Regions from separate parts of the Homo sapiens genome. Here regions 1 and 3 are each linked to region 2. The links are chromatin loops, found by intact Hi-C in ENCODE. Cell type or tissue: dorsolateral prefrontal cortex. All regions are shown on one strand.

Region 1 (8,000 bases), 300 kb after region 2:
CTGGTCACCAGCAATTTTAAGACACTTCTGGATTTCGGCAATGCTAAAATATGCACCTTAGGACCAATGAAAACTAGTACTGGTAGTATCACAAGCAAAGAGGAACACACCCTGTCTACCACAACTTGGGAACACCCTTCACTGTCTCATAAGAGGCAAGACAGTAATTATTAAATGGTAGTCCACATGATAATGTGTAATCTATAACTTGCAACAAAATTCTGAAAATCATTAAAAACGTTTGAGCAGGGGAATAAAAGACAAAGAGAAGAACTTCAATAACTTGCATTATAATATGGAAATGAAAGAGAGAGACAGTGTGTGTGTGTGTGTGTGTGTGAGAGAGAGAGAGTAGGAAGGTTATGCCCATCTTAAGTTGCTCAAGTGAAAAAAAAAAAAAGTTGCTCAGAAAAAAAAAAACAACTCCTAAGAAAAGTCCTCTCATAAAGACTCAAGGAGCTGATTCAATGAGCATCAAGCACAAGGAGTATCAACACCAGTATCTAGGTAATTTTGAACAAAACTTTTGTTTTGCCTGTTTTGGGCCTGGAAGATAATTCTGTCTGCTGGTATGTCCACTGGTAGGTTAACCAAATAAAAATAATGTTACAGGGTCTGTCAGAAGGATAGAAATAACTCATGAACTAAAATGTGCACTCTGGAAATTAGAATTTAAGACATAACACTGTCTGACACAGTAGAAAAGGGCAACAGAAGCAGGGAGAGTAACACTCATGTAAGAATGAAGTGTCAGCAAACTCAGAATCATTTTAGTCTCACTCAGCATAAAGTGTTTTCAATCTATTCTGTATCCCATTTGAGTAGTGTGACTTTACTGGTAATTCTGAGTTATCTGATAACTTGTATTCTACCTGTAACCATCAGCACCACCCCTACCCAACCATCAATTTCCTGGTTATTGATAATATATTAATAGTTGGAATTTTATAAAATATAAAGTTTAGCCTTCACACATATTTCTAACAATTTTCCATATTTAAAGCAAAAATAAAGTCAAGTTCATGTGACAGGGAACCAGTGGGGCAAATATGCGAGCTTTCTAAGCAAAGGCCACTGGACAGCACCAGCGGAACACTTTGTGGTAGTACTGTGACACACTCAAAGAATTTTTTATGTTTCATGCTCTGATGACACCCTACCCTACTTGCAACTGTGACAAAAGTTGTCCACAATTATTGTACTTTAACATTTTCCTCCAAATTTTCTAATTACCACTACTACTTGAATACTTCTAACAAAGATTTACTTTTTAACTTTAAATTACGGAAATTTCAAACATACACAAGAAAGGAACAAATAGCAGGGACCCACCAACCAGGTTCAATAATTATCAACATGTTGCCATTCTTGTTTCAAATGCTTTTGGCCCCAAAGCCAGTCTGCCCTAAAACACACACACCACAAAAATACACATTTCTTTTTGTCCTTATTTAAACTCAAATTCTAGACATGCCATTTAACCCAGATATTTAACATGCATCTCTAATAAGACTTTAAAAACCCACAGCATTACAACCCCACAAAAATAATCACAATTTTAAAAAATCACCTAACACCTTGTCTTTCGATTCAGATCTCCCAGGTGCCTCAAAATTTCTTTTCCTGTTATCCTTTTATTGTTGAAAATTTTAAACATATACAAAAATAGAGAAAAAAGTATAATATGTATATATCTACCAGTTCAGTAATGTACTTACCCATGAACAATCTTTACCTACTCTACCCAACTCCCACTCTAGATTATTTTAAAGCAAATCTCAGATACATTTTCTATTTTCTCCAGATGTAGTTTAGTATAGATGTCCTTTTACAGCTTGAATCAGAATTCAAAACTAGAGCCCCACACCGCACTTAGTTAGGTCTCTGAAGTCTCCTTTATTCTATAAACATAACCCCTGCCATCTCCAAACACACACACTTTTTCCCCAATGCTGTTGTTCTACTGGAGAAACCAGGACTTTTGACCTGAAGAATGACTTCGCATTCTAGATTAGGTATATTGCTTCCTCGAAGTATAAGGTTTGTTGCTCTACCTCCCATATATTTTTAAAGCCAGTCATTAGTTGTATAAGCTTGATTAAACTTGGGGTAAAAATTTTAGAAACAAAAAACTTCACAGAAAATGTTGCATACTTCATATGGTGCTACATCATAAGGCACAGAAGGTGGTTTGCCCTGTTTTCAGTGGTGTCAAGATTGATCAGGAGTTCAGGGGATGTCAGCCTGATTCCTCTACCATGAAGTTCCCCGTCAAGCTTCGGCATCCATTGATGATAGCTACCTAGACCCATTATATGATTATGAATTGTGGAATAATGATTTTCTAATTCTATTACCCTTTTGATTGTATTAGCCGAAATGTTTCCATAAAGAGCTTGACCACATCAACAGCTGGTCACCTTGAAATAAATGATTCTCTTCCTTCATCAATCTTCGGAGCAGCAGTGAGTTAGTGCAACCTCCAGTGGCTTTAGTATAATTATTATAAGCACACTTACATATTTGATAGTTTTGAGTCTACTATAATCATTATTCTTTCAGATGTCAAAATTATCCCTTCTCAGGTAAGGAGGTGCCTCTTCAAATTGGGGTGAGTGTGCACACAATTATGTGTTTTAAAAGAAGAAATGTTGAGTTTATGTCAGTCCTGATTTACTATGAGACAGGCCATCAGGGTAACTAACACACAACATCAGGGAACATAAATCCATGAACTCAGAAATACAATTTATAAGGAGAAGGGGGCCAGTACTGCTAAGTCTTCTGGCTGCACCAAAGGAACTACTTGGAGATTGCTGCCAGCTGAATTACAGCACATATCCTCTCTACTCTTTGGGATCTTTAAAAGAAATATTCTTGTCAACCCTTCTTCCTTTCTTCAACCTTAGAGCTACACAAGATTTATAGATATTTCTCACAAATTGTTTAGAAGAAAAATAATCCAGCTTCTTAAAATAACTCCCTAAACAAAGAGGGCCTTTTTCTTTCTTCTGCCCATTAAAAACATGGAATGTTCTCATCTGGCTGTCAGTCTGTACACTGGCAGCCCTTGGAGTCAAAGATGGGAGATGGTCTCTGCAGCAGGTTCTTGTCTGTCCACACTGCATGTCACCATCCCACAAGCCCTACTATGAGCTGCTGTCTTCCTTGCACCAAGGGAACCTGGAAAATGAATGCATGAAGGTGTTTTGTAAAACTCAGCATCTTGATGTAGGTTAAAAAGCACATATGCTGCTTGCATCACTATTTGATCCTTAACAGTCTAGGGACACGTTGCCATTTTCAAAGTAATACCATTTCCCATTCCTATGTTTACTTTGTACATGAAGTATAGTGGTCAACTGCCATGGGTCCATAAAGACTGGGTATTACAGTAAGATCATACACATAAGGACTTCTTCCAGGACACAGACAAATGCCACCATATTCAGAGCTCTAATGGGCAATTCATGACTGTGTCAAGCTTTTCCCTCCAGGATTCATGGTTCAATACACCAGGATCACGGGCAAGGACCACCTATCAAATTTCTTTTGTGGCTTGTTGATGCTTCTTAAAACTGGAACAAAGTCCCTGAGGCTCTCCATGGTGGCAAGAGCTCACTATAACTCCTATAGGGCCACAGCAGCTTTCTTCTTCTGAGGCTGCAGCATACTCACGTAATTCTTAAAAACTGCAGAATCTTGTTTTATATTTAAAAAGACTCCACATTTCATTATCCCAATCAATAGCAACTGTGGATCAAGTGGTGGTTTAAGATGTTTTCCATCAGATGCGCATGTGAATTTCTGTCAGCTGTTCTATAGGACTTTACGGAGCTAGGGTAAAAAGACTCTTTGGGAAAGGCAGGCATTTGATTTTCTTTGGGATGGCCCTATAAGGGTCAGGCAAATCCTCCCCATTGCCTTCTATTTTTGAAAATATGTCTTTGCCTTTCTCTCAATGCTCTATTTCTTCTCCTCCTTCACAACTGCCCATGGAGCTGCTGCAGGCCCCTGGCTCCAGGGATGCCAGACTCATCAGACAAAGGCTGCTTTATGTAGTAGTCAATATGTTCACAAATAGTCTAATACAAGTAATCAGGGGTTAGTGGGTGCTTTGGGACAGAAATCAGCAGTAACTAAGTAACAATGCCCCAGAGGAAGTACTCAACTGCCTAAATTCTTCTCCCTCAAAAGAACTGGAAGAGTAACAAACTCCAAGCCATCCTCAGTGGTACTGTAGACCTCCTACAGGAAGGTATCATCCCAAAATGTGACACTGACTGGTCCATTTGGAAATTCTGGTAACGTCTATGTTTACACATCTGTAGCCACCATATTTTCCATAGCAATGCCACAGAGTTTAGGCACAACCTCACACATTTCAGATGCAGCTCCCATCACTGGCACAGTCACACGATGATACAGGATAAGCCTTCAAGGTGAGTCCACAGACACCAAGAAGCCCTCCATAGTCTTATCTTTCATCACAGATAATGGGAGGGGCAAATAGCAATGAGAGTCAAAGGTCAAAGAAATCTTAGCAGCCAGACGCAGTGGCTCACACCTGTAATCCCAACACCTTGGGAGGCCAACATAGGTGGATCACTTGAGCCCAGGAGTTCAAGACCAGCCTGGGCAACACGGCGAAGCCCTGTCTCTACAAAAAATACAAAAATGAGCCAGCCATAGCGGTGCATGCCTGTAGTCCCAGCTACTAAGGAGAGTGAGATGGGAGAATCGCTTGAGCCTCTAGGAGGCTAAGACTGCAGAGTGAGCCGAGACTACACTAATGCACTCCAGCCTGGGCAACAGACCTGAGAGCCTTTTTTTTTTTTTAAATAAAAAAAAAAAGGAAAAAATGAAATCTTAGCACATCTAGGGCAAAGAAAAATGGTTATGAAAAGGCCATGGGACAGGTGCACAGGGTTGTGTATTAATCTGTTTTGCCAGGCTTTCTTTGTCACACATGCAGTTACCCATTGGTATCTTTCAGCTCCAAGTAGGGCTGCTTCTTCCCTTGGTTCAGATCTTTGTGCAAACTAGCCAAATAAAAGATAGGCCAGGCGTGGTGGCTCACGCCTGTAATCCCAGCACTTTGGGAGGCCAAGGCAGGTGGATCACGAGGTCAGGAGTTCGAGACCAGCCTGCCCACATGGTGAAACCCTGTCCCTACTAAAATTACAAAAACCAGCCAGGTGTGGTGGCAGGCACCTGTAATCCCAGCTACTCAGAAGGCTGAGGCTGGAGAACTGCCTGAACCCAGGAGGCAGAGGTTGCAGTGAGCCGAGATCACACCACTGCACTCCAGCCTGGGTGACACAGCAAGACTCTATCTTGGGTGGGGATGGGAGGGGAGTGGGAAAAAAAGGATAGCTCCTGAGAATCTTGTTGCTAGTAGCCGGAAACCTGACAAACTAAATGTCCCACCCGGGGAAACATGTATGGGCCATGTAAGCAATCCCCCCTGACCATACCTACTCAGCCTCTGCAATTCCCCTTCACTCCCAGGACTGTCTCAATGGATTTCAGTCTCAGATGCATCTTTCAAAAAGAGTCACGTCAGTGATGCAGTGTTGCTCAAGCCCTTTAAAGGTTCACAAAACAAGTATTTCTCAGGTCTCTAAGTCCACAGGCTGTGTATGCGACAAATGAGACTCCTGACAACCAAGAGAAGTCAGATCCCTCTGTCCACAAGACCAGGGTCAGTCTCAGTCATGGAATTTCTTCACTTTGGGGCCCAATTCTTAGCACTTGGCTCTGGAGAGCCCAGAGTCCTAGATCATATTGTCTGACTTGCTTGGCTACTCGTGAGTACTGCTCATATATTAGTCCAGAGCCCAGTCTCGTGTTCAGCAGGGATATTACACAGCTTCCCCATTTCCTCAATAGTTGCGAAGAGTGTCAGCTCTGGTGAAATGACAACTGGGCCTAGTCAGGGAGTCACTGCTCTCTTAGTGATTCAGTTACAGTAAATACACCTCCAACTTTGTAGTGCTTGACAAACGTGCCATGTTGTACTATTTTTTTGATTATGGCTTTGCTGGCCTTCTTACAGAATGGTACCAATTTAGTAATGTATCCAAAATGGAAACCAATACATAGTCCAGTTCTACATTTATTATTTTATTTTATTAAGACTTGACTATCAGGATTTGAAGAGTCAAAAGCCATCTATTAGGCCAGAGACAGGCTGCATGCATTTACATTGTATACATCCTAGGTGCTGAAGCCCATATACTCTCTCACTGCTTAAATGTGTTGTCAACCAACTATTATTGCACCCACCCACCACAAGTGAATGCATCATCAAGGCCCAAGCTGGGAATTTTTGATCTCTGTAGTTAGCCACTCTCAGCAGCCTCTGCTTTTCCCCATGCCATCCACAGGCCAGGCCCAGCTAATGCAGACATCCCACACATGCTGTCCTATACATGAAAGTGCCCAAGTCCTCCCCTTCAACTATGCTGTTTGATATGATCCCAAGAGTGTTTCACAGCATCCTTGATTTCTTAAGTAAGATGCTCCAGGCTCTAGCCAGGTACAGTGGTGCACAACTGTATTCCCCACTACTCAGGAGGCTGAGGTAGGAGGATTGCTTGAGCCTATAAATTCAAATCAAGCCTGGGGAACACAGTAGGACCTTGTCTCTTTAAAAAAAAAAAAAAAAAAAAAAAAAAAATTCCAGGCTTATGTTTTCCATCTCCTTCAGACCTGAAATAAGCCATTTATTATTTATCCAAGAAGCCATGGGTTACCCTAGTGGAAAATAGTATTTAATCTGGATGCTAAAACTGTTCACTGGTATTCAGCTGTCACTGTTGCACTGTTTCTAGGCCTTGTCAGTGTTTATATTAAACTTATATGCAAATCTGGTGAATAAAAAGCAACTTACAGGCAAAGGAAATAGCTTCCCATTTACTTTTATACATAGACTATTTGGATAGTTATCTTCTTGAGGGCAACTTGTCTCTGCCAGGCAAAGTCTGCATTAATAAAAGAAAAAAGTATTCTTAAATAGTGTGCTCAAACATTCTTATATGTTTTAAAATTCAGAACTACATGCACATAGTAAGCAAGTATAAAACTAAGGTAACAGAAAATTTCAAACTCACCTCAACTGAACTTGGACTGTATAATCTCTCCTACCACCTGGCAAAAAATCCCTGTTGGAAAGAGAAAGAAAATGGGTTAAAAAAGTACAATGAGAATTCTCAGAACAGTCTCCCCAGGAGGAAAAAAAGGAAAAGCATTATTTGTATTTTTCTTATTCCCTGAAAGGTGATCAATATACTACCAATAATATAAGCCTTAATGAAATCACTGTAATGATGATAAACCTGACTTGCTTAACTTCTAGCCACGTCTTTATGGCAATTTTAAGGTACCTTCAATGCACAGGAACTTTGATGATGCAAAATTTATTTCAATAGACATCAAACTTGGTAACATGCAAGGAAGCAGCCTAAGTTCGGAAAGAGTTTTAATCAGCAAATCTATTTGCTTAGAGCATTCTAATCACTTGAAGACTTTTTTCTTTTTCTTTTGTTTTTTTTTTTTTTTTTTTTTTTTTTGAGACAGAGTCTTGCCCTGTCGCCCAGGCTGGAGTGCAGTGGCGCGATCTTGGCTCACTGCAAGCTCCGCCTCCCGGGTTCACGCCATTCTCCTGCCTCAGCCTCCCGAGTAGCTGGGACTACAGGCGCCCGCCACCACGCCCGGCTAATTTTATTTTTATCAGAGATAGGGTTTCACCGTGTTAGCCAGGATGGTCTTGATCTCCTGACCTCGTGATCCGTCCGCCTTGGCCTCCCAAAGTGTCTCATTACAGGCATGAGACACTGCACCTGGCCAAAGACTTTTCTTTTACTATAAAGACCTATTCACTGGATATTCTTATTGATCTCAAGTACAGCCTAAGCATTAGTTTTTATAGCTACTAGGGGGATTCTAATATAGACCCAGGATAAAGAATTAGTGCCTAGAGTCTCAGCATCTCCATA
Region 2 (8,000 bases):
ATGCACCAAATAGAATTACTCATTCCTTTCTGTGTGTGCCCCTCAATTGCCCAATTCTGTGCCACCTGCATCACATTTTTTCAACCATTTCTAATGTTCTTTTTCCCAAGCACCAAACAAGGCTGCTGCTCATGAAGGCCCATCTCAGATGCCATCTGGCCCCAAAGATGTCCCCACCCATGACTCCCTCCTCTGAGGTCAACCCTGAGACAACCACCACTGTCACTGTGCCTTGTAGTCACCTGTGTTTTATCTCCTTCACTTGGTAACAGTGTTAGCTCCTTAAGAATAATCCCACGCATTCCTGCAGCCTTTCCCAGCTGTCAAGCCACTTTTCCATGTTAACTAATTGGACTCTCATTGCCAAGGGGAAAGAACTACTGCTGTGTTGCACTGGGATCAGGAAGGGTGCTGGGCGCCTAAACACATTTTCTCATCTAGTCCTCATGATGATTTCCTGGGTGAGGTTTATTATGCCCGTTGTACAGATGGAAGGCCTGAGGCTCAGAGGAGTAAAGTGCCTTTCCCAAGGCCACATAACAGTGGAAGAGAAAGTACTTAAACCTAAATCATCAGCCTCCTAGACCATCAGGGTTCCTTTCTTCAAAAACAGAGTCATAACTGAGCAGCTAGTTAACCCCCAGCACTTAGCACAGCATGTGTTTGTCAAATTAATGAATAAATCAACATATTAACCATCATTTTTACTCATTAGTGTATTTAATAAGTATTTATGGTATGCCTGTAGTGTGCCAGACATTCTTCTACGTGCTGGGGTGGACACAGCAGTAAATGAAACAGATGAGGCCATTAACGACATGGAACTTACATTCTATTGTGGGGAGATGAGCAGCACCTAAATACACAAGCTTTTTGTAGGTCAGATGATAAGCTGATATAGAGAAAAATAAACAGACAAGAGAAATGAGGGGAAGAGGGTACGCTAGGCCTCACTGAGAAGGTGACATTTGAGCAGAGGCCTGCCTGAAGAAAGCATGACAGGGAGCCACTGGGGGAAGGACTGCTAGGGAGCGTGGACAGCAAATGCAAAGGCCTTGAGGTGGGACCATGTCTGTTGGGTTCAAGGAACAGCAAGGAGTGAGCAAGGGGGAATCAGAATAGAGAGATGAGGGGCATAGAGCAGACCTGCGGGCTGAGCTGACCACCAAACATGCTTTGGCTTTGACTCTGAGTGACCAGGAGCTTCTGCAGGATTTGGAGCAGAGGAGTGGTGTGATCCTGGTCACTGGGCTGCTGTAGGCAATAGGAGGGCCTTGGGCAAGCATGGATCAGGTCAGGAAGCTTCGATCAGGGGGTGGGGATGGTGAAGATAGAAGGGATGAGGTCAGACTCATGCTCTTCTGATGGAAGGCCCAACAGGTTCTGCCAATGGGCTGGGGACAGGGCATGAGTGGCAGAGAGGCATCCAAGAGGTCTAGTCATGGAGGATGTTGACTGGACATGTCAACAGTGAGGGAGATGTCAGTGTTCTCAAATCCTTTTGGCTGCAAAGGCCTTATTTCAGAGCTCATAAAGGTCATGGAGAGCCTAGGGAAGGCCCTAGGTATTGACAGAAAAGGTGGTATCTCTCCAAGAAAGGGGAGATTCACTATTCTGATTCGGTTTCTTCTGAACTTCTATAATTTTTTGTCTAGCTCCCACAGTAGGCTTTGCATAGAGTTGCTCTTGGCTTGAAGATTGTTAAGGCCAGCTCATCACAGAGCCCTGGCAGACTGCTACTTCAATAGCAAAGGAAGCAAAGGACTGTCAACTAGCCATGCCAACAGAAAGAGATGGGGAGGGAAGAGGAGATGAGGGAAGGGGAGAGTGGAGGGAGGAAGAAAGAAGAGAAAGGGAGGGGGGAAAAGAAGAGTAATGAGAAGACTCTATTCACAAGAGCAATAAAATATAATATACCTGGGCATAAACTTAACAAGAATGTGTAGCAGTTATGTGTAGGAAATTGTAAAGCATTACTGAGGTACATAAACAGCTGGATAAATGGAAAAGTGTACCGGAGGGTAGCACTTATTCTAAATATGCAATTCTCTACACATACACTTAATGGCATAACAATCAAAATTCCAAGAGGATTTTTTTTTCAAGTCACTTAATGTCTTGATTTGAAAAAGGCAAGAATAGCTAATATTTTTAAAGAATAATGAAGGGGGACAAGTACTGACAGGCATTACTATAGATTGTAAAGCTATAATAATGTTTAAATTGTTGGGCTAGCCGAGAAATGCCAAATCAGTGGCAGAGAATTACTAACCCTGATGGAGCTGCAAGGGGAAGCTGGGGATGTTCACAGTTTGTCCCCAGCCTCATGGTTCTGTGGCACTTTTTCCTTTCCAAGCTTAAATGCCTTGGATTTTCAGAACATCTTAAGAAGTTAGGCTGGCAACATTAAGCCCATTTATCAGAAGAGGAAACAAAAGCCCATAAAGATGGCATGACTTGTCCAGGGTGACCTGATGAGTTTCTGGCAGAGGTCAGACTCCAGGTCAGGACCCTGGTTCCCAGCCATGGGGCTGTCCTACGGTCTTTATGTGGTTTCACAATGACCTCACAGAAAACCATGACAATGGGCTGTCTGTGAGCTGTGGTTCAGTGTTCCCTCGGGCTGGTAGGGGAGGGTGGGGTGGGAGATGGGAGAACCCTGTCACCTCCTGCCCTGCACAGAGGGGAGCCCAACAAGTCTATGGGCTGGAAAGTTGATTTAATTCAACAAATATTTGTTGATAGGGTGCCCATTACATTCTAGGCACTGGCAGGCCCTCAGCAGCCCCAAAGCCCACTCAGGATCACTCATGCTTTCTTCTCTGTCCCACTCCACTCATACAAGGGGACTTCTCTCCTTTCTCTTGCCCTTGGGCCCCTTACACCCAAGGGGCAATGAGGCCTAATGAAAACACGTTCAATTCAACATAGACAGTCTGGAGTTCTGGTCCTAGCTGTGGCACTGACTGATTATGGGGCTGTGGCTTCACCTCCCTGGGGTGTGGACCTATGGGAAGACATAACACTCTCTTCCCAGCCCAACTCATGTGGCAGCTGTGAGCCTCCACCAGGGGTCAGCAAATTACGGCCTTCAGGCCCAATCGGGCCTACCCTGCTTGCGGACATCCATAAGCTATGCATGGATTCACATTTTTAAATGGCTGGAGGAAAAATCTAAGGAAGGATAATATTTTTTGACATGTGAAAATTATATGAATTTCAAATTTCAGTGTCCAACACTGAAATTTGAAATTCATATAATTTTCACATGTCAAAATGACACAGCCATGCCCAATCATTTAGGCATCATCTATGACTGCTTTTGTGTTACACCAGCAAAGCTGTTGTTCCAGAGACCAAATGCTTGCAAAACCTAAAATATTTACTATCTGGTCTTTACACAAAATGTTTGCTGATCCCTGGTATAGAATATTAAAAGAATGTACTAGAAGTTGCTTTATACGTTGAGAGGCTTATGGGTGAGCTATGCCTAGGCATGGAAACTGGACCAAGGAAGGTCTGACAGGGATTGGAAATCCTGTCTCTCTAAACAGATGGACCTCAAGAGTTGCTGGTCTGGGGGATCTATTGGACTGTCATCTCACAGGGCAGGTGACACTAGGGGCTGCCAATGAGAGAAGAGGGAGAGAGGCAATGCCCATCCAGCCTGCAACGTGGGCAAACCTGCTCTGGTGGCCATGACAGGCAACACAGCCAGCCCACCCTCACCCTCAGATGTCACGCAGCCCACTCTCAGCCTCAGACATCACAACCAGCCCACCCTCATCCTCATACCTGCCCACCCTCATTCTCAGATGTCATCCAGTCCACCCTCACCCTCGGATGTCACAGCCAGCTCGCCCTCATCCTCCAGTGTCACAGCCAGCCCACTCTCATCCTCCAACGTCACCCAGCCCACCCTCAGTCTCAGACATCACAGCCAGCCCACCCTCACCCTCACACACACCCACCCTCATTCTCAGATGTCACCCAGTCCACCCTCACCCTGTGACGTCACAGCCACTCTGACCTTCCAGTGTCACAGCCAGCCCACCCTCACCCTCCAATGTCATCCAGCTCACCCTCAGCCTCAGACATCACCACCAGCCCACCCTCACCCTCATACTCACCCACTCTCATTTTCAGATGTCACCCAGTCCACCCTTACTTTTCGACGTCACAGCCAGTCCACCCTCACCCTCCAATGTCACACCCAGCCCACCTGCACCCTCAGACATAACCCAGCTCACCCTCAGCCTCAGACATCACCCCCAGCCCGCCCTTACCCTCATACCCGCCCACCCTCATTCTCAGTGCACCCCAGTCCACCCTTACTTTTGGATGTCACGGCCAGTACACCTCACCCTTAGGTGTCACCCAGCCCACCCTCACCCTCCACCGTCACAGCCGGCCCACCCCCAGTCTTCTTCCAGGACTACCTCTGTGGCAGACATGGCCTCCCTCAGAGCAACACCCCTCCCTGCCCACTGCCCCCACACTCACGTGATCTCGTTGTTCATGTCAGTAATGTCTATTCTGTCCAGGAACCAGCCTGCTCTGTTGCCTGTGTTGTCGTGGCGAATCCGAATCTTGGTCAGGGCCCCCAGGTCAATGGCATAGATGGTGAAGGTGTCTGTCTGGGAAGGGCCAGGGAACACTCAGTGGGGTAAGACCTACCCCTCCCCACATGGCCATCAGCCCCATCCTCCCAAGAACCAGGGCAGCCAGCCAGAGGCCAATGGTGAGACCCAAAGCAACCAGGAGTGGGGATGATGGAGAATGTCACTTAGTAGTCTGGTGTTTGGTCTGCACAATTGTTTCCCTAACTTGTCCCTGCCAGGAGATCTTCTCACTCTCATGTCCAGGAAGGTGGAAGGAGGAGAGGAAGAGTGAAGGTGACCTTGAGAGGCAGAAGAGAAGATAGGTTTGCTGGATGCCCACATCTGTGGTGGGTGTTTTGTGTGCAAGAGAGGGGGGTGCACTGAAACCCTCTGCAATGTGTGCAGGTGTGTGCATAATCTGCTTCAATCACATATTTGTATTAAGTACCTGCTATGAGCTGGTGCTGTGCAAATCCAAAGTGACTGTCAGAAACTGAAGACGGATTTGCCCACCATTTAGGTGTGAAGAGGGCCATATGGATCACACCATGTGAATGCACACACTGCTCCATGCACGGGAGGAAGCAGACCACACCAGGAACCTATAAGTAAATGGGGCCTTCTTGGATATAACTTTTTTGACTCTTAATTTTGAAAAAGATTTTAAATCTACAGAAAACTTTCAGAAATAGTATGATGAAAGTTCATATGCCTTCATTTAGATTCTGCACTTATTTGTAACATTTGCTTTCTCACTCTGTCATCTCTCTTGCACTCTCTCTCTTGCTGTATGTTTTTCTAAATCATTTGAAAGTAAGTGGCAGATACCATGATTCTTCATCCCTAAATTCTTCAACATGGATTTCCCAAGAACAAGGATATTCTCATATAATCACACTAGAATGATCCAATTCAGAAAACTTAACATCAACATAATGCTATTATATAATATACAGTCCATGTTCAAATTTTACCAGTTGCACAAGTTATGTAGTCCTCTATAGAAATTTTTTCCTAATCCAGAAATATGTGGCTATAATTTTTAAAGGAGAACACTGAAACGCAGAAATAAACTACATCCTCAAGTCAAGGGGAAGATTCTTTAAAGAAAAAGCAGGGGGCCCCTGAAATAAATCAAGAAATGAGCCCAGAAATATGTTAATTAATTTAGTTCATTTTTAAAAAATCTGTGTTAATGAGAGAATTTGGCTTTCGGGTAGAGGCAGGAATGGGAAGGGTGAGATAAGAGATAGTTTTCTAGCCAGGGGATATTATAAAATCTTGAAGGGCAAAGATGACGGCTTTATTTTTCATGACTTTCCCACTACACCTGGAAGAGTAAGGTATGTGTATTTCTTTTCATGGATTCCCACTGCATTAGGATACAGTTCTGGCTTCTCAGCTTGTCTCTTAAGCCTCTCATGACCCCACCCACCCCACACCCTAAATTGTTCTTATCCAAGCTTATCCACTGGGGCTTAGCACCGACCACAGCTCAGCTGGAAGACACACTGTCCTAAACTGGCCTCCCCCATTTCCACCTCCATATCTTTGCTCATGTGGTTCCATCTTCTGAGAACATCTTCCACTGTTGCCTTTATATGTCTACACCATACTCACCTGCCAAGGCCCAGTTTAAGTTGCTCCCTCCCCCTAGTTTTCCCCCAAGACACCATCTTGCGGCGAGGACTTCCTCTTGAACCCCCGCATCCCTACCAAGTGCCTCAGCATCTGCCACTCAACGCCATTCTCTGTTTGTTCCTGTGGGTCAGCTGGCCCATGGGCTCTAGGTGCTGGGGCCCTGCCTGCAATTCTCTCATAACCCCTCCACAAAGTATCAGTGTTACTGAAGAGGTACTGCCATGAAACCTGGTGGGATGAACAAGTCACACTGCCAAACACAGCAGCCATTGTGCTGCGATGGGCTGCCATGGGAATCTCAGAGGGCACCAAACCCACAGCCCCCACCCAGGGGCCAGAGACCCTCACCCTACCTGCCCCTGCTCAAATTTGTTGGACTTGTCTGACTTCTTCAGGGGTCGTTCGCCCGTGTCTCCATACTCCTCGCCGTAGATGGTTAGGTAGACGTTAGCATCAGTGCCGGCCTTGGGCACATTCCCCGTGACCACCTGAACCTCATAGGTGTTTCCTGTAGACACAGAAAGATGCAGTGTGGAGGGCCTCATGGCCATGGGGTGTTTGGACCTGAGGCACAGCCTCTCAGATCCAGCCAGATCCTAGAACAGAGGGATCTTCAGATGCATCTACACTAACCTGGGACTGAAACTGCCCACACTCCCAACCCAAGACTCCTTTACCATGAAGCCAGCAGGCAGCCCTCCTACCTCATGACCCCTCAGTCAGTTGTATTGAGTCATATCAGGGCTCCTCCCAAAGTCATCAATTCTTCCTGAGAACCTCAGAACAAGCGCCATGCTTATCCCCAAACAGCAGTGTCAATGGTGGCATTTCACACACAGGTCAAGAGAGCTATTTGGGAACCATGATGGGTGCCCACCTATTTGGCCTCCACGTGAGGGGGATCTAGGCCCCCTGCCCCCAGTGGGCCCCCTTTAGGGGAACTGTCTGGCCACTCCCTCCCCACCCCCACCCCCCACGACCCACTTACGCTCAGGACCCGGCTTGCCAGCTGGCACCAACTCCACGACAAGTTCGTTGTCCTCCTTGCCCCGGGCCAGCCAGCGGTGGGCTTCGAACTTGTGCTGCTCAATCACCTCCTGCATCCCCGGCCCAAACTCCTCCTCTTCCTCCTCTTCTTCCATCTCCTCCTCCTCTGACGAGGACTCCTCTGATGAGGACGACTCCTCTTCCTCCCCCTCGTCCTCTTCGTCGCTGCCCTTCCTCTTCTTCTTCTTCCTCTGCAGCTTGGCCTTCAGCCGCTCCTTCTTGAGCAGCTGCCGCAGCTTGTCCTTCTCCTTCTTCTTCCGGGCCTCCTCCTCCGGCGTGAGGTCCACCTCCCGCACCACCAGGTGCCGCAGCCACACGGTGTCCACGAACCAGCTGGGCCCAAAGCCCTCGCCCGTGTGCCCGAGCCGGAGCTTATAGACCTCGCCCACGTCGGCCGCCTCAAGCTGTTCAAAGGGCAGGGCAGCGGCTGTCGTGGCCCCAGCGTCCTCCCCAACGCCCCCAACACCCCCGCCCAACAAAGAGCCAGGCACAAGGCCTGTTTGCTAAGCTGCAGGATGGAGAGGGCTGGGGCCTCTGTGCTCAGATCCTTCCACCACCTCCCTCTCTCCGGCCACACCTGTCCTGGGTCCCCTGGGATTACCTGGCCCCATCCTCCAACAAAGTTTATTTCTTCCAACTTCTGTGTGGGCAAGCTGGTCTCCCTCTTCTCTCTTAAACACATATGCCTGCACGTATACACACACACACGCA
Region 3 (8,000 bases), 67 kb after region 2:
ACCAGGGAGGCCTCAGCCGTGGCTAGCTAATTCTGCTTTTACCATCTTCCATATTCCAGAGGCCGCCCCCCAGCCTTGATTCTCTCCTCCCTGGCTGGCAGTGCCTCTGAGAACATTCATTTTGGCTCACAACCCTTCCCAACTCCAGTCCAGGGCTCACTTCACAGAGGCAAGACCCCTCTTCAGGGTGGCAAGATGCCTAGGGCCCCTTGTCTGGTGAAGCCAGGGAGGGTGGTGGCCGGGGAATGTTCTGAAGGTTGCATCAGTCCATTGGAAGGGGCAGCAGGGCTCCAGGGGAAACTGCACACAGTGAAGCAGGAGAAAGGATGAGAGGGGCTGGGAAGCATTTGTTGAAGGAGTCGCCAATATTCTGAATCATTCCAGAAGGCAGAATTCTAATTAGCGAGTTGAGTTATAAAGCAGATTTTCACTCACCAAAGGAAAGATTTTGTAGTATCTAAGGCTATTCAACAAAGGAATGGATGCCCTTGGGTTGGGGAGGGAGTTTCCCATCCCTAGAGACACCTGACAGTTAGCATGTGCCAAGCACATTGGTGGAGAGCCACCTGCCAGGGATGCTGCACAGAAAGTGCCATAGGTGAGAGGATGTGGAAACGCTAAAGGTCCTTTTTAATCTGCAATTCCTTGACACTTGACCAAGAAGGACAGACTCTGGAGGGAAGCCAGGAGATCAAGGAGACATCTCAGAAGGAAGGGGAAGCACCCTGAATGAGGAAAAGTGAGGCCTGGGCAGCACGAACGCACACGGGACTTTGGGAACACACAGCATCCATGCTCTGGCAAAGTCTGGAGAAGCAGACCACGAGCCCAAAGTGAGGCAATTTGGGGAGACAGGCCAACTGTCAGAGATCAGGAGACCAGGGCTGGTGGAAAGGAGCTTCTAGGCCTTTCCAGCTGAGGTGGACAAGGGACCCAAGCCAAGAGATCAGGAAGTCAGGTGGACAGAGGTCAGGAGGAAGCTGATTCTAGAACAAGCAGACTGTCTTCTAGCCTCTGCAGAACTTTCTATGGCAGATGGGGCCCTGAGTCCCTATGCAGTTGGCTGGGTGGAGAATAGGATCCCTGTGTGACAGGTGACTGCCAATCACATTGAGAAGGAGACAAGAGCTGCAGCAGGGATGGACAGATACACCTCACGAAACCATTTTTTAGAAGTCCCCATACATGGATGCTGACATTTATTACATTACTCTTTTACCTCCTTTATTTCATATTCCCTCTTCAAGCAGAACCCCAGACTATCTACTTTGCCATTTTCCAAAACAAGGCCCATGGCCCAATGCCGGCCCTGATCTGTGCTTAGGTGCATCTGCCGATGAGAGAACAAGGCTGAGGAAAAGCAGGGCTCCATTCTGTCACTGTTGGCAAACGTCAGCTCAGGGCATCAAGCCTTCCTGTCACACAAGTGCCCCCCAATTTCCTGTGACTAGAGTTTCAGTGAGCACAGACTTGCTGTTCTGGTCTCAAGCAGGTTTTTGCTTGTTGAACTCATCACTTGGATCTCGTAATCTGTGAGAACAAAACGCCCACATATGAGATAGGGCTGCTGCCCTGGCAACTGGGCACTGACCAGAGAGAAAGGTGAAAGACCAATTAAAAAAAAAAATCCCTGCCCAAAGGCCAGCAGGAAGCAGGGAAATAGGGAGAAAGATGATGATAAGAAATAATTCCCATGTGAGCCAAAAGGTCACCTTTCATCTCTGAAAATGACATGGTGGATTCACCTTCCAGGGCAAATAATACTAAATATTCACAAAGGCATTTGCAGCTAACAAGCCACTTGCATATTCTAGATGTCATTTGATCCACACAATGGCCACATGTGATAGGCAGGGCAGGTGCTGTTGACGTTCTCATTTACAGATAAGAAAACTGAAGCTCAGAGGGCAAGGTGGCTCGCCCCAGGACAGGTAGTTGCTAAATGATGCAAGAAGGGCTCAAAGCAAGGTCTCTGGTCTTTGAATCCAGGGCTTTTCCCAGGATACCCCAGGCCTCCCAGACCCTATGCCAGGGTGGGCAAACTTTTTCTGTAAAGCACCAGATAGGAAATATTTTAGGATTTGCAGGCCATTTGGTCTCTGTCACATCAACTGTTCAGCTCTGCTGTTGTGGCATGAAAGCAACAATAGACAATATTACATAAACAAATGGGTATGTGGCTATGCTACAGTAAGACTTTATTTATGGACATTGCCATGTGAATTTCATATAATTTTTATGTGTCCCAAAATATTACTTTTTAAAAAAATTCTTTTCAACTGTTTAAAAAACATAGAAACCATTCTTAGCTCGGGGTCCACACAAAAACAGGTGACAGGCTGGGATTGGGCCACCGGTGAGAGTTAGGATATGTCTTGAACTCTCAGGCACTGTTCTGCCTGTCTCTAGGCAGGGGGTGGTGGGTAGATCTGCTCTCTGTGGCCTGGAATGGGAGCAAAGCTGCCTGGACCAGGGTGGTCAGCTGCTGGCTGCAGGATAATGGCAGCATATCTGGACCATTAGCTAAGCATCTCAAGGCTCTGAAGATTGGGGAAGGAGTCCCCTTTCTCTGTTGCAGTAGAGCATGTCCTATGCCCATTGTGAATGAGCAGGGCCAACTTTCCCTGCCCCTACAATGCCATGTGGCTGGGCTGAGCCTGGCAGTCCACTGATAGAAGAGGCGGCGTGGTCTGGGGTTTCCTAAAGGCAGGGACAGAGGGCAGCACCGCTTCTGCAATCTTAGTCTTAAGCTTTTTGTTCATAGCCTGATTGAGAGTAAGGAGCAGAAATGGAAACAGGTGAAAGTCAAGTTGGAAGAGAGGCTAGCACTGAGTGCACCCCTGTTCCTGATCAAGCTTGGGAGAAACAGGGCTTAGCGATGGATTGTGGAAATCGTCACCCAAGCCAGCTCTAGAGCTGGCCTGTGATTTACCCATTTAGTGTATTATCTGTTGTTCAGTTGTCCCTAGAGTTGATTTCTCTCTGGCCTTTTAGCAGGGCTACCATTAGCCTATATGGAACCTTTGTGCAAATTAGGCAAAAAGAATCCCTTTCTCAAGACATTTTACTGCCATCTGTTGGATAACTGTCATAATAAACACACAAATCTACAAGCTCTCTGATGTGAATTGTGTCTCCTTACATAGTCGCATTTGTGCAGTGTGTGACCTGCACATCTGAGACCAGCAACCCTACCTTTCACATAGTCACCTCCTTCCACTAAAGGTCAGCATGTGCTCAGGGAGGTCAAATTAATTTAAGCATTGATCTGAAGAATATACAATGAGGGTTGTAGACCAGGGATTAAGCTAAACACATGGTACCTTTCAAAGCCAACCAGAATTGAGCTGGGATCCTGTGCAGGTGGGCTTAGCTGCAGCCTAAAGATAGAGTGCCCACTCAAGGCCACAACAGAGGGTTGTCTGTGCCCCCCTTGCCCTGCTCAGTGGATGCACATGCCCTGACATGCCCTGTTTTTCCTCTGCAGGCCCTGTGGCAGGGGCACAAGGCTGCTCCCTCTAAACAGGAAATCCGTCCCTTGCCGGCTGGCCGGAAGCTGCCTGTGTGGGCTTCCAGAAAAGGCAGACACTGGCAGGCCCGAACTGCCTGCCTGCGCCTGGTGCACCAGCCACCCCCACAGCCTCCCCTGCGCTCTGTCTGGAACAGTCAGCACACAGCAGTGACAGAACACATCTCCAGAGAGCCACCCCAGGCCATGCAGAGAGGCAGAGCCATGAGGGGGCCGGGCCCCCTAATTCGGTGCTGCATGCACAGCGGAGCTGGTGAGGCTGCTTGCCACATTCCCGACTACAGAAGTCAAGCATATGCCCCGTAACTAAGCCCCCATCTCATCAAGACCCAGTGCGATCTGAACCTCAGGGAAGCTCACGTGGTCCAGGCTTTCTTAGGAAGCAGAGAATCATGAATGAACTGGTGGAGTTTCTTTTCCTTGCCTTTCGCCCATCCCCAGATCCTGTTTAAATAGAATGTGGCTTTAGCTATTTTAGCAGGTGAGGGTGAGGAGGGGGTTGGAAGGAGAATGATTGGGCCTGATTTTACCCCACCCGCAAGTGAATCTGCAATGGCTCACACCCTGACACCCCTCACTTCCGCTCACTGAGAGCCAAGACGCTAGAAGTGAGATATCACAGGCGCTGCGTAGGAGGAGATGAAAACGGCAAGGGAGAGAGATTCAGCGGGGGCTGCCCTGGGGGTGGGAGATGAGGGGGAATGTTCTCTCCCAGCCAGGGAAGGCCCCCTCACTACTCAAGCCCACACAGATGTGGGGAGGGGTTGGTCCGCAGAACCCAAGGATGGGCAGGGGGGACAATGCCATGTGCCGGTGCCGGAAGCTGGCTCATGGCCACCGACCAATGGATTCCCTCCCAGTCATGTAGACTCCAGTTCTTTCCCCCATGCTACCCCCAAAAGGTTTCCTCTTCCTTCGTCAGGCCTGGACACCCATTGCCTCTCAGCCAGGCTCTCGTCTACTGTCTCTTCCTCATTCTCCAGACTCTTCCACCTCCAGTACATCCAACCCACCCTCCCATCATCACTTTGTACCAGCTCTTCCATGGCCTCTGCGAGATGCTCTCTGCTCCTGGGACCACACACAAGGCACTGGGACGATGGATGACAGGCTTTCTTCCTTTGCTTTCCTCCTGTAACTTCCTTCTTTTCTCCCTTCTCCCTTTCTTCTTCTGTCTTTTCTCCCTCTCACTGTCTTACAAATAGAACTGGAACTTTTCTCCCTAGAATACCCTCCACCTTGCTCTCCTTGCAGACACACTTCTTATTAAAATCATAAGTGCCTCTGATCCTCCGAGAAATTGCAATGGGCCATTCACTTCTATCACATCGTTTAATCCTCACAATGATGGACCCTATGGCTACTAGTGTCACCATTTTTAGTAATGAGGCAATGGAAGCAGGAGCTTAAGAAGCTTGATGGTGTTCACACAATTAGAAAGGGTGCAGCCTAGATTTGGACTCAGGGCATCTGAACAAGAAGGTTCTCTCTTGGCTGTCATTGCCCCCACCCTGCCAGCTTTAGTTCAAACCTCAGGTTCTCTCAAAAGTTCCCACCTGCCAAACCCACACGGCCCCATTCCACAGCTCCCGGTGTGTGCGTTGTTCCTTTAGCAACTAACGTGCTCAAACACAGTCCGTGCATTTGACCTCAGCCAAGCCTTGTTATGCACCAACATGAAAACATCACTTGGTCCTTAAAAGTTGCTCATGGGCAGAAATCAAGAAATAACATTCTACAGCAGTGGCATCCAGTCTTTTGGCTTCCCTGGGCCACACTGGAAGGAGAAGAATTCCCTTGGGCCACACATAAAATACATTAACACTAGCGATAGCTGATGAGCTAAAAAAAAAAAAAAATTGCAAAAAAATCTTATGCTTTAAGAAAGTTTATGAATTTTTGTTGGGCTACATTCAAAGCTGTCCTGGGCCACATGCAGCCTGTGGGTGGTGGGTTGAACAAGCTTGCCCTATACCATTCATCACCCTCAAGTAAATATACAGCTGGTACGTTTTTCTAGGGAACTGTCCAATGTAAGTCTGATACTATCAGGTGTTGAAACATAGGAGGGAGTAGATCAGCTTCCACTCCTTCAGCTTATCCTGCTGGTTCCTTTTCCAGCCACTGCCCAGCCCTGAAGAGCTATTTCTACCTACCCTGCAGTCACTCGTCCTCCTTTGCTTCCTTTCCTGCCTCTCTACGGAAGACCCCTCCCATCCACCTGCACATTTCGATAACCTTGGCTCCATTACTTCCCTTTCCAACCCAGACTCTAGTAGACTGCTAGTATTTATCTTCCCAGAGGGCCAGAACACCAGCACTTCTTGTATACTACTGGAATGTCACCCAGCCTTCCTGGAGGGCAGGTGAGTGATATATGTTAAAAGCCTTAACATTGTGCAAATCCCTTGAACCAACTATTCAAGCCCTATGCATTAGTTTATACTAAGGGAGTAGTTATATTAATTGATCACCTATAAGGATGTCTATCACAGCATTGTTAATACTGACAAAAAATAGGGAACAACCTAAAGATATCCAAAATAGGAGATTTGGGGGGTGACATATATTCTCCCATTCATGGACTACAATGCAGCCACTTAAAATAACAGAAGATGGGCCAGGCACAGTGACTCATGCCTGTAATCCCAACACTTTGGGATTATACTTGAAGTCAGGAGTTTGAAATCAGCCCAGCCAACGTGGTAAAACCCTGTCTCTAATAAAAAACACAAAATTTGCCAGGTGTGGTGGCACATGCCTGTAATCCCAGCTACTTGGGAGGCTGAGGCAGGAGAATCACCTGAACCTGGGAGGCAGAGGTTGCAGTGAGCCAACATCATGCTACTGCACTCCAGCCTGGGCAACAGAGTGAGATGCCATCTCAAAAAATAAATAAATATAAAATAAAATAACAGAAGATGATTTGAGGCTATAATGTAGTATTAAGTGAAACAACATGGTTATAAAATTGAGTTTAATGCAATACCATTTTAATATGTAGGGTTTAATATGTTCATAAACAAAAATTTAAAGAATGGGAAGGAAATTCACCAAAATGTTAACAGGGGTGTCTCCAACACAATTGTACTCAGTACTTAAGTTCAAGCCTCTGTGTTTGCTCCTAGCTTCATCCTTATAGACAAATGATTTCACCTCCCCCTTCCTCAGTCTCCTTCATCTATTAGATGGGGGTAACAATAAACCTCCCTTGCAGCGTTGTGAAAATTAAATGGATGTTTAGATAGATAGGTGGATGGATAGATTAGATTAAGATTAATAGTTTGTTGAGAATGATGACAGCCATTGAGTAAGTGCTGCATAAAAATCAGCTATTGTCATCTTTGAGTGATTGGATTATGGAAGATTTTCTTATTCTTCTGTTGCTTATTTGTACTTTTGAATTTTTACAATGGCCATATTTTTTCTGTGATTGAAAACTGAAGTCACCTAATGTCAATACTTGAGTAGGTCATGTCTTCTGTATTTCAGAAGAAACAGTCGAAAGTTCCTGCCAATTTATTATAACCTCAAGCTGGCTTTGTCACACAAATGCCTTGAGCCAGTCTGAGTGGCTGTGAGGCTGGAGGGAAGATTGAGAACCAGATGGCCAGTGAGAGAGAATAGACACAAGGGCCACCAGCAGAGACCCAGCCCCAGGCAGGTGGGAACACTTTCTCTGACTCTCACTGGGCTCACACTGGCCAACACCTGTGGCTAAAGGGAGGGTTCCAGCAGGAAGCCATTGGTGCTGCAATGGAATGGACACTGACAGCTGGATCAGGGCCAAGACAGTGTCTGTGTCATCAGTTCAGATTTTCGTGTGTACAAAATGCAACATGGAGAAAGTGCTATTTCCACAAACAGAAAAAAAAAGGCTATTTTAAACACCTATTTAAAGATAAAAATAACCAAGTTTGAAGCAAATACACAATTCCATGCATTCTCCAAACATTCTGGCTGCTGGGTTGAAAGAGAATGTGGCTGGTGGTGGTTCTGGGAGGGTGGAGGCCACAGTGAAAATATGAGGTGGAGGATCCATTCCCAGGTGTGTGAGTGACACTGAGCCATCAGAGCTCATTTCCCCAAGTGCCCTCATTTCATTTCAAATCCTAGAAAACTCCTCACCCATGAAGACTCAGTTTGAGCATCACCTCCTCTATAAAGGCCTCCTGATTCCTTCTTCCTCTATGCTCCCATTGGCCTGGGCGCCATACCCCACTTAGAATATTCTATCCCTTTGCACTGTGATTATCTACTGGCTTGACTCTCTCCCGTCTAGACTCTAAGCTCCTAGAGAGAAGGGCCTGTATGTAATCACCCTGAGCGCAGGCTCTGGTGCATAGAAGGCTCCCCGCAAAATGCCCATTGAATCACTGAATGAATGTGCTTAACAGGAGGAATGATGGAGGAGCATGAGCTGGCACCAAAAGCCCAAGACTGCAGCTCTGCCCTACAGTTATGCTGTGTG

Evidence for each region. Hi-C counts contacts between places; a loop is a spot of excess contacts. Peaks named below come from ENCODE experiments on the same cell type or tissue, not always from the same donor. Only the 100,000 strongest peaks of a DNase experiment are listed, where the experiment ranks them.
Region 1: a loop joins it to region 2, with 5 times the contacts of the local background. A loop is called at or near these places in 2 of 110 quality-filtered maps.
Region 3: it touches region 2 in a loop (2.8-fold over the local background); 11 of 110 quality-filtered maps call a loop at or near these places.

The regions. Positions count from the first base shown.
Region 1 is chr18:46,848,450-46,856,449 of GRCh38, forward strand. It overlaps PIAS2 (protein inhibitor of activated STAT 2), which reads right to left. Exons shown (of 14, transcript NM_004671.5): 4 at 7,116-7,166; 5 at 6,896-6,986. It also overlaps the pseudogene LOC100421737. Among named protein-coding and RNA genes, the nearest start is that of PIAS2, 65 kb to the right of the region's middle. In dorsolateral prefrontal cortex, no CTCF peak of the experiment used is centred here; no DNase peak of the experiment used is centred here.
Region 2 is chr18:46,552,853-46,560,852 of GRCh38, forward strand. LOXHD1 (lipoxygenase homology PLAT domains 1) reads right to left here. Exons shown (of 41, transcript NM_001384474.1): 19 at 7,231-7,693; 20 at 6,596-6,750; 21 at 4,504-4,637. Among named protein-coding and RNA genes, the nearest start is that of LOXHD1, 100 kb to the right of the region's middle. In dorsolateral prefrontal cortex, a CTCF peak has its summit at 3,084 (motif pointing right); DNase peaks (open chromatin) are centred at 2,549 and 3,069; H3K27ac peaks cover 2,348 bases.
Region 3 is chr18:46,620,123-46,628,122 of GRCh38, forward strand. All of the region lies in intron 4 of LOXHD1 (lipoxygenase homology PLAT domains 1), which reads right to left. Among named protein-coding and RNA genes, the nearest start is that of LOXHD1, 33 kb to the right of the region's middle. In dorsolateral prefrontal cortex, a CTCF peak has its summit at 3,070 (motif pointing left); DNase peaks (open chromatin) are centred at 3,629 and 4,189; H3K27ac peaks cover 1,137 bases.